Linked DNA regions of Homo sapiens: all the other regions are linked to region 3. A link is a contact called in ENCODE Hi-C or POLR2A ChIA-PET data. All regions are on one chromosome and are shown on one strand. Each heading gives the region's core, a stretch centred on a gene start or an enhancer-like site at or near the end of the contact. The rest is flanking DNA. Distances are from core to core; before and after follow the strand shown.

Evidence for each region. Hi-C counts contacts between places; a loop is a spot of excess contacts on that map. ChIA-PET counts read pairs that join two places held with the same protein, here RNA polymerase II (POLR2A). Pooled maps may share reads with other maps.
Region 1: a loop to region 3 is called in a pooled map, with 5 times the contacts of the local background. The contact joins the promoter of PIK3CD-AS1 here to the promoter of KIF1B in region 3. A Hi-C loop is called at or near these places in 2 of 50 pooled maps. POLR2A ChIA-PET finds 5 or more read pairs at or near these places in 5 of 52 experiments (A673, GM12878, Panc1 and 2 more).
Region 2: a pooled map shows a loop between it and region 3 (7-fold over the local background). The contact joins the promoter of H6PD here to the promoter of KIF1B in region 3. A Hi-C loop is called at or near these places in 10 of 50 pooled maps. POLR2A ChIA-PET finds 5 or more read pairs at or near these places in 2 of 52 experiments (GM12878 and RWPE1).

The regions. Positions count from the first base shown.
Region 1 is chr1:9,653,293-9,655,992 of GRCh38, reverse strand. It overlaps PIK3CD-AS1 (PIK3CD antisense RNA 1), which reads left to right and starts at 1,407. Exons shown (of 2, transcript NR_027045.1): 1 at 1,407-1,795; 2 at 1,950-2,700. The region is part of intron 1 of PIK3CD (phosphatidylinositol-4,5-bisphosphate 3-kinase catalytic subunit delta); the gene reads right to left. RefSeq lists an enhancer at 2,020-2,069.
Region 2 is chr1:9,233,337-9,236,036 of GRCh38, reverse strand. It overlaps H6PD (hexose-6-phosphate dehydrogenase/glucose 1-dehydrogenase), which reads right to left and starts at 1,263. Exons shown (of 5, transcript NM_004285.4): 1 at 971-1,263. RefSeq lists a silencer at 851-1,410.
Region 3 is chr1:10,209,120-10,211,819 of GRCh38, reverse strand. KIF1B (kinesin family member 1B) reads right to left here and starts at 1,250. Exons shown (of 49, transcript NM_001365951.3): 1 at 942-1,250. RefSeq lists an enhancer at 1-117 and silencers at 1,019-1,538, 1,569-1,648, 1,735-2,029.

The DNA of each region.
Region 1 (2,700 bases), core at 158-2,657, 560 kb after region 3:
GCGCATGGTGGCTCACGCCTTTAATCCTAGCGCTCTGGGAGGCCAAGGTGGGCAGATCACCTAAGGTCAGGAGTTCGAGACCAGCCTGGCCAACATGGCAAAACACCGTCACTGCTAAAAATACTAAAAATAGCTGGCCATAGTGGCGCACATCTGTAATTCCAGCTACTCAGGAGGCTGAGGTGGGAGAATCGCTTGAACCTGGAGGCAGAGGTTGCAGTGGGCCGAGATCACACCATTGCACTCCAGCCTGGGCGACAAAGCGAGACTCCGTCTCAAAAAAAAAAAAAAAAAAGAAGAAAAAAGAAAGAAAGTAATAGGAAAAGGGACCCATTTCCAGGAGCCCTGACCCTTATCCGAGGTGGTAAGGTTGTGACTTCTGGGGAGGGAGGGGAGTTTCACGCATATCCAGCCAGTGCAGCTGGAAGGGGAACTTTCACAGGCCCTAGGGACTGTGCTGGCCCTCAGGGAGGGGAGAATGGCCGTTATTTTGGTAGGACCCACAGCAAGTCACAGTGTTTAGCTGCAATAAAAAAGGGGGGGGGGCGGGGGGTTCCTGGGTTTTTTATTTTTTCCATCTTGAAACTGGCAGCATTTCTGCTATGATTGCCGGGGATTTCCACCAACCAAACTAAAGACAACTCAGTCTTAGCGTTAACTGTAGGGAGAGAGGTGGCGTTTTGCCACCTTCGCTATTTATGAAACACTGTCACCGGTACCAAGATGACAATATTTTCCTCCCTTTCAAACAAGCCAGGCTCTGCCATCCTCCAGTGGATAGGGCCCTTCCTTGTCTCCTCCATCCCGGGGTACTGCTTCTAGACCATCTTCTCTAACAGCTTTGCTGAAAAACACACTTGTCCCCTGGGGAGTAGCTGAAGCCACCCTCCTGGCTGAAAGAGCTTTTTTTTCTTTTTTTTTTTTTTGAAATGTAGTCTCACTCTGTTGCCCAGGCTGGAGTGCAGTGGCACAATCTCAGCACACTGCAACCTCCACCTCCCGGATTGAAGCGATTCTCCTGCCTCCACCTCCCAAGTAGCTGGGATTACAGGTGCTCATCACCACGCCCAGCTAATTTTTTTTTTTTGCATTTTTCGTAGAGACAGATATTCACCATGTTGGCCAAGATGGTCTTGAACTCCTGACCTCAAGTGATCCGCCCACCTCGGCCTCCCAAAGTGCTGGAATTACAGGCGTGAGCCACCGCGCCCAGCCTGAAAGAGCCTTCTGAAGGTCCCACGTTAAGGAAACATTTGCTGGGGCCCCAAACCCCACCATCAGGCCCACACCGGCAGCTGGCCTCAGGGAGGGCGGGAACTGCTCTCTACACAAAAATGGTTTTGAAAATAACCCAGCCAAAGGGGAATTGCTTCATCCGTTGCACATTCACTTCTCCCTTTCACTGTGCAATTTAAGTAAAACAAGATGAAGCAGGAACCGACTCTCACCATCCCCACTCCCACCTCCATGAATTCCATCGGACAGTTGTGCGAAAGCGGGCTGGCTTTCGCACAACCATTGGTGGACTGTCTGTCCTGTAAGCCCCCCAGGGGCTGATGCCCTCCCAGTCTGCCTGCCCTGTTCTTAGCACAGCCCCTGGCACCCCGTGTGATCTCAGGAAACACTTGCTAAACATGGTATCGGAGGAGAAACGGAGCCCACAGCTTAGTGCAAAGACCTGGCGGCGTGGACTGAGGCTGCAGAAACGCAGAAACGCGCTTTTCCTGCCAGAAGGGGACATCTGCGTGGTCGGGAGTACCTCTGGGGCACGTGCCCTAATTCCAGAAACATCTAAGTGAGTAGTGTGGCCAATGTAGTCTGTTTCTGAACAGGGGCTGAAGGGCGGGGGAAGTGGGGCTCAGAAGGAGGCTAGCTTAGTTGTCTCTGGAGCAGGCAACTGGGTTGTTGTATTATGTTTCTCAGAGATGGGCTCTTGCTCTGTCACCCAGGCTGGAGCGCAGTGGCACTGTAATAGCTTACTGCAACCTTGAACTCCTGGCTTCAAGTGATCCTCCCGTCTGGGCCTCCCAAAGCACTGGGATGACAGGTATGAGCTACCGCTCTCAGCCACAACTGGGTTTTAAGAGCACTCCTCCAGCCCACTCCAGTGTCTTCCATCATTCTGTGAAAGCACCAAAAGAGGACCAAGCCCAGGAAGCCGCCAGCAGGCCTCTCACCAGCCAAGATGGCTGGAATCCTAATATCAAGAAATGAAACTCCAGCAGGCCATGGAAATGCTAAGGGGTTGGCATTTCTGCTCTAGAGAGAGCCAAAGAGAAAGCTCTATTTATATCTCCTTGCGTTTGGTCGCAGCCTCATCAACCAAAAGAACCTTCCGCCCCACTCAACACATCAATCAAATTGGGGAGGGGGTGTGAACAGCAGCAGCGGGTGTTACAGAGGAGTCTCAAGGGTATCTTAGAGGGTGCCTCTCTGAACAGTCGTCCCCTCCAAATCCCCCCCAAGAGAATTACTAGGACATTCTCCTTCCCCCGCAAGCAACGGCACCCCCAGATGATTAAACGCGCTGGCGTCGGAAAGAGCTGGGATCCTGGAGAAACTACTTGTAAACTGTGTGGGTTGGTGAGTTATTTAACTTTTCTGAGCCTTCGTTTCCTTAACTGTAAAATGAAGACAACACCACTCAGCTCCTACAGTTGTCCAGCTGAAATCACCTAGGTAAGAACGACCAGTTCTTTG
Region 2 (2,700 bases), core at 14-2,513, 980 kb after region 3:
GCTTGGGCAACAACTAACCATCAACCACAGAAAAATGCCAAGGAAAAACTCAGACAGCTTTTCATGATCTTCCAATCATAATGATGAAAAATTAAAGGGATATGATGCATAATTTAAAATACGCTGTCTGGGCGTGGTGCTTCACACCTGTAATCCCAACACTTCGTAAGGCTTAAGCAGGAGGATCGCTTGAGCCCAGGAGTTCGAGACCAGCCAGGGCAACATAGTGAGACCACTGTCTCTACAAAAGGTTTAAAAATTAGCCAGGCGTGGTGGTGTGCGCCTGTGGTCCCAGCTACCCCGGAGGCTGAGGCAGGACGATGGCCTGAGCCCAAGAGGTGGAGGCTGCAGGGAACCGTGTTTGTGCCACTGTACTCCAGCCTGGGCAACCAAGCAAGACCCCATCTTTTATAAGTAAAAGATTTTTTACTTTTATATAAAAAAGTAAAAAGATAAAATAAAAAATATGCCCATTTGACACCAGTTTTCCCTCATCTGCTGCCTTTCATGAGCCATGGGCCTGTTGTGGGTGCAGGGGGAGTGGGCAAGGACACTTCTTTCCAGAAGTTCTCACTTCTGGCTAAGCATTCAAGGTTGGGTGAGCTGATTTTCAGAGATCCAGAGAGGTTTGCCCCTGGAAAACCGTTCACTAGATCCGGGTACGGGAAACGCTATGTGAAACCCGAGGGCCAATCAATGCCAAAGATTAAGCAGGTCCCGGGGGAAATCTCGGAGTTCCCCCTCTCCTGGAACTCAGTTCCGGGAAGCCCAGGGAAAGGACAGCTCGGCCGCTCGGGGCGACCCTGGAGGGAGCCTGGCCGCCTCCTGAGCAGTTCCAAAGCCGCCAGCCCCAGGCTCCGTGGGGCTGGCAGCGCAGGCTCCGGGGCTCGGCGCGGCCTCGGGCCCGGCGGCAGCGCGGGTTGGAGGCGCCGGGGCCGGGGCGGCGGCGGGGCCGGCGGGGGGCGCTTACTTCCTCTCGCGCGGCGGCGCAGGCCGCTCCTCCGGGACACGGCCGGGGCGGCGCTGAGGGCCGGGCCCGCTCCCGAGGGCTCCCCTGCGCCCTGGGCCGCACCTCCTCTTCCGCAGGGCCCGTCACTCCGACAAGTGCGCGTGTCACGCGGCCACGCGCCGCACGACACTCCGATACCGCCCGCGGAGCCCGCGGCGGCCGCAGGGGAAGGCGCGAGGCCAAGGCCAGCCCGGCCGCCACCCCGCCCCAGGCCTCAGGCCTCAGGCCTCCACCGCCTTGCGCTCAGCAAGACTGGGGCCCGGGCCGGGGGCGCGCGCGGCGGGGGCGCGCGCGGCGGGGGCGGGGGCGGGGCGGGGGCGCCGGCGAGGCCACGCCCTCCGCTGGCGGCCGCCGGGGCGGGGCCTCGGAGCTTCCGGGGCGAGGCGGTGGGTCAGCTCCGAGCCTCCGCCCCCGCCCTTCCCTTCGGCCCCCTGGTGGCCGTGCGTCCTAGAGCTGTCCTGCCGCGTCCGAGACGCGCGCGGGACCCAGAAGTGGCCGAGGGACGTGGTTGTGTCGTGGAGGGGACCCGGGGTGCTGGCTGCTCCCTACGATCTGGCACCCGCTCTGGGACTCCTCAGGCCTCGCTTTTCCCCATCTGTAGAATGAGCGGCTCGGTCTTTCCCGTCTTCAATATCCAGAGTAGGGATTTAGAAGTCGGAGCGCACACGCTGGCCACGCCTCCGCGCACAGCTTCAGATCTCTGCCACCCCTTATCACTTGTGTGACCCTGAGTTCAGTTTCTTCATCTGTACAGTGGGGACAATGGGAGTACCTGCCTCCGGGGTTGTCTGGCACTTGGGTGCTTAGTAAGCGGAAGCTTGGACCCGTGTGGCAAATAGAAGACTTTTGCTAAGACATTGCTAAGAAAGACAGCAAATGGAATCAGGGCTTCTCTGTAGGGTGAGAGGTATTTAAGTGAGAAAACGGGATCAGCTGCCTCTCAGAGCACTCAGTCCCCTTCCTGTCCCCCACCATTATCAGGCAGTAGGTGGCCCTCACCATGCTCCCCAACCTGCTCCCCACTTTTTCTTTTTTCTTTCTTTTCTTTTCTTTTTTTCTTTTTTTTTTTTTTTTTTTTTTTTGAGACAGGGTCTCGCTCTGTCACCCATGCTGGAGTGCAGTGGCGCTATCACAGCTCACTGCAGCCTCCGCCTCCCAGGCTCAAGTGATCCTCCCGCCTCAGCCTCCCAAGTAACTGGGATCACAGATGTTCGCCACCACTCCTGACTAATTTTTCAACTTTTTGTAGAGACGGGGTCTCACTTTGTTGCCCAGGCTGGTCTCGAACTCCTGGGCCCAAGTGATTCTCCCACGTTGGCCTCCCAAAGTGCTGGGAGGAGATTCTGACCTGAGAGAGAAACTGTGCTGCAGCTTTTTATTTCCCGATGGTTCCATTAGAGGTGGGAGCGTCTGGAACTAGCAGTGGCAACTTGGCAGTGGCCGGCAGGACTGAATGGGGCCAACAGGCATGATTACCACACAGGATGTTAGGCAAGGGGTTCCGGGAAGGCTGGGAACTGAGGGGAGCTGGGCCTCACCGTCACCAAGGCCAGAGGCCATCCGGGCGCCCGCAGAGGGCTGCCAAGCCTCGGCAAGGATTTAGGTCACACTGAGTGGGCCTGGCAGAGGGGGGAGCCAGGGAGCCAGGCACTCTCTGGGCTACCTCCACAGCTGGAAGTGAGCAGGAGGGC
Region 3 (2,700 bases), core at 1-2,500:
GCCCCCGCACTGGACGCAGAAGATGAATAGAGAAACACGGAATTTCACCCCAACAAGAATGGAATCTTGAAGGCAGTTTACCTTGGAAGCTCATTTAGCAATCAAGGAAAAAAAAAAAAAGGGATCTGGAAGCTCCATTCTGGCGTTAGGGGCGGGAATGTTTTGTGTTGCATGAACAATGACTAGCTTGCTCAAGCAGCCTCCCAACCCCCACAACTTGGCTTCTGGTCTGGCCAGTCACCCTGAAAGCTGCCAGGGCTGTCACTCGGTGCCTTCCAACAACTGGACTTGGCTCCTAAAGGATTTGTCAGATCATCCTCCCAATATGGCTGCCCGAGTAATCCCAGTCGGCTGAATGCCGAGACCACACCAGCCTTCCTCACACCTGGCCAGCATCCAACAAGCCCCCTCCCTTCCTATCGCACCCCTCTTTCCAGGCCTCGAGCCCTCGGCTCCCCCAGCGCCAAGCGATGACCTTTCCTATCGCCATCTGGCAAAGGGCATAACCACATTCCCAGCCGAAGCCCGATGCCCACCACAAAGGAGGAAAGGGGAGAGGGAAAATGAGAAACGATGGCTTCAAACGAAGCACAGCCGCCCCCCGGGCTGCAACGTGCGCGGAGCCCAGGGAACGGCCAGGCAGCGGCGGGTCTGGAGAGCGCTGGGCACAGCCGGGGCCTGGCAGCGCGGGGGAAACGGAGGGCCGGTGCAGGGCACTGCGGGGGCCCCAGCCGACCGCTGGACGCCGGCCCGGGACTCGCTGCTGGCCTAGGGAGGGGTCCCCTCCCCCGAGGGCGAGGCTCCCGCACCCGGCGCCCGTCCCGCGCTACCTCCCCTCAGACCCCGCCCGGACCCCGGCCCGGCCGCTCCTCCCCGCGGAAGCGGCCCCCTCCCCAACCCCGCGACCGCGGCGCCAACCGCGGCCAGCCCCGCCGCCTTACCTCAGCCGCGCTGCAGACCGACGGGCGGACCGGGTCAACAGGAGCCGCGGCGCGCGGGGGCGCGGGGGGCCGGGCACCGACGCACCTCAGCGCGAGCAGCGGCCGCCGCGAGCCGCAGGGCGCCGCTCCGCAGCCCCATCACGCAGCAGCCCGGCACCGCATCGAGGTGGGAGGTGGGCGGTGGGCGGCGGACAGGAGTGCGCGAGTGCGGGAGGCCAGGGCGCGGCGACGGCCGGCGGTGACGGCTGCGGAGGACGGGGAGCTGCTCCGACGCGCGCGGGCGCCTCCCAGGACCGCTGCCGTCACACTGCCCCGCTTCGGCCCTCGCGAAACTCCGCCCGCAGTCGCCGGCGCGGGACACCGCCCCGAGCTGGGCCTCTGCGCGTCACCTCGTATCCGCCCCGGCGCCCGCGACGGACACGGGCTGTGACCAATCACAGCACAGAGCTCGGGGCGGCCAGCCAATCGTAGGGTGAGCCGGGGAGTGGGGCTGCTGCGGGGGGCTGCAGGAACATCGAGCGCCCCCTGGTGGCCCTCGGGCCGGCTCAACCAGGGGTGCGGGCTGGCCAAAGCCGGAGCCCGGAGTTCCCTCCCGGGTGACCCCCAAGGGCATTCGTCGGAATCAGCCGCCCCCAGCCACCCCGATAATCCGCCTTATACGGGGACAAAAGATTGACTGAGTGGAGCGGGGCGGGGCCCAGGGGTCCTGACGCCCGCAGAGGAGCTGGGATCAACATGGGAGGCGCCGAGAGTGGAATCATTGTCCGTCGGAAAACATCTCGCAGGCGGAACCGGCCGAACGCGGCGCGGTGGGAGCGGAACCCCGAGAGGGGATGAGCGCATCCCGCGGGAAGCTGCCTGGCCTATTCTTACAGAACCCGAGCAAAACACCTCCCACGCGCCACCTCGGGAGAGAAGGCGGAATGAGTAATGGAAAAGCATGACTTGGTGGGCATTCCACTTGTCTCCTTGGGAGACCGCGGAAGGGCTGTGAGGAGAGGAACAAACGCTTTGCACCGTCCCTGAGTTAACGAGCCCAGCCCCCTTCTGGGAGATGCCCTTGAAGGAGGGAGAGTGGAAGTTAGAAACCCGGAGGACACAAAAGCACGAGCAGTGATTTCTTTAAAATCAGATTTAGATTCAGCTGGAAAGAAAAATCTCACTGTTCAGAAACTGTTCAATTCAGTACTTAACAAAATATAATCTTCAGTGATAATATATTCAATTATCAGGCCCAGGCCGAGCACTATTACTTTATAAGGTTGTGAATTATTTTTATTTACTAGCAGACATTGAAAGTAAAATCACATGTCTTCCCCTGAATTAAATACAGTATTATTGTGAGTAAAAGGTATTATGTACAAGCATATGCACTAAAACATCGAAATTAATTTTCTACACTAATAATTCTGGAAAATCTCCACCACCACTCAAGTCCTCAGACTCTTCATCCGCTTTTATTGATCACGTCTCATTTTATAGAATTTAAGCTCCACCTACCTGCAAAAGGATTTGACATAGCTTACACTAAAGCATACAGCAGTGAAACCGTATAGCTTTAAAATAGGCGTAAAATTCATAATAATGAAACAAGCAAGAGACTTTTTAAAAGCTGTTTGAATGAGAGGCATGCCTAGAAAGAAAAATTTTTTTGTTTTGTTTTGAGACAGAGTTTTACTCTCGCCCAGGCTGAGCTCAGTGGCACGATGTCAAATCTCTGCAACCTCCGCCTCCCAGGTTCAAGCGATTCTCCTGCCTC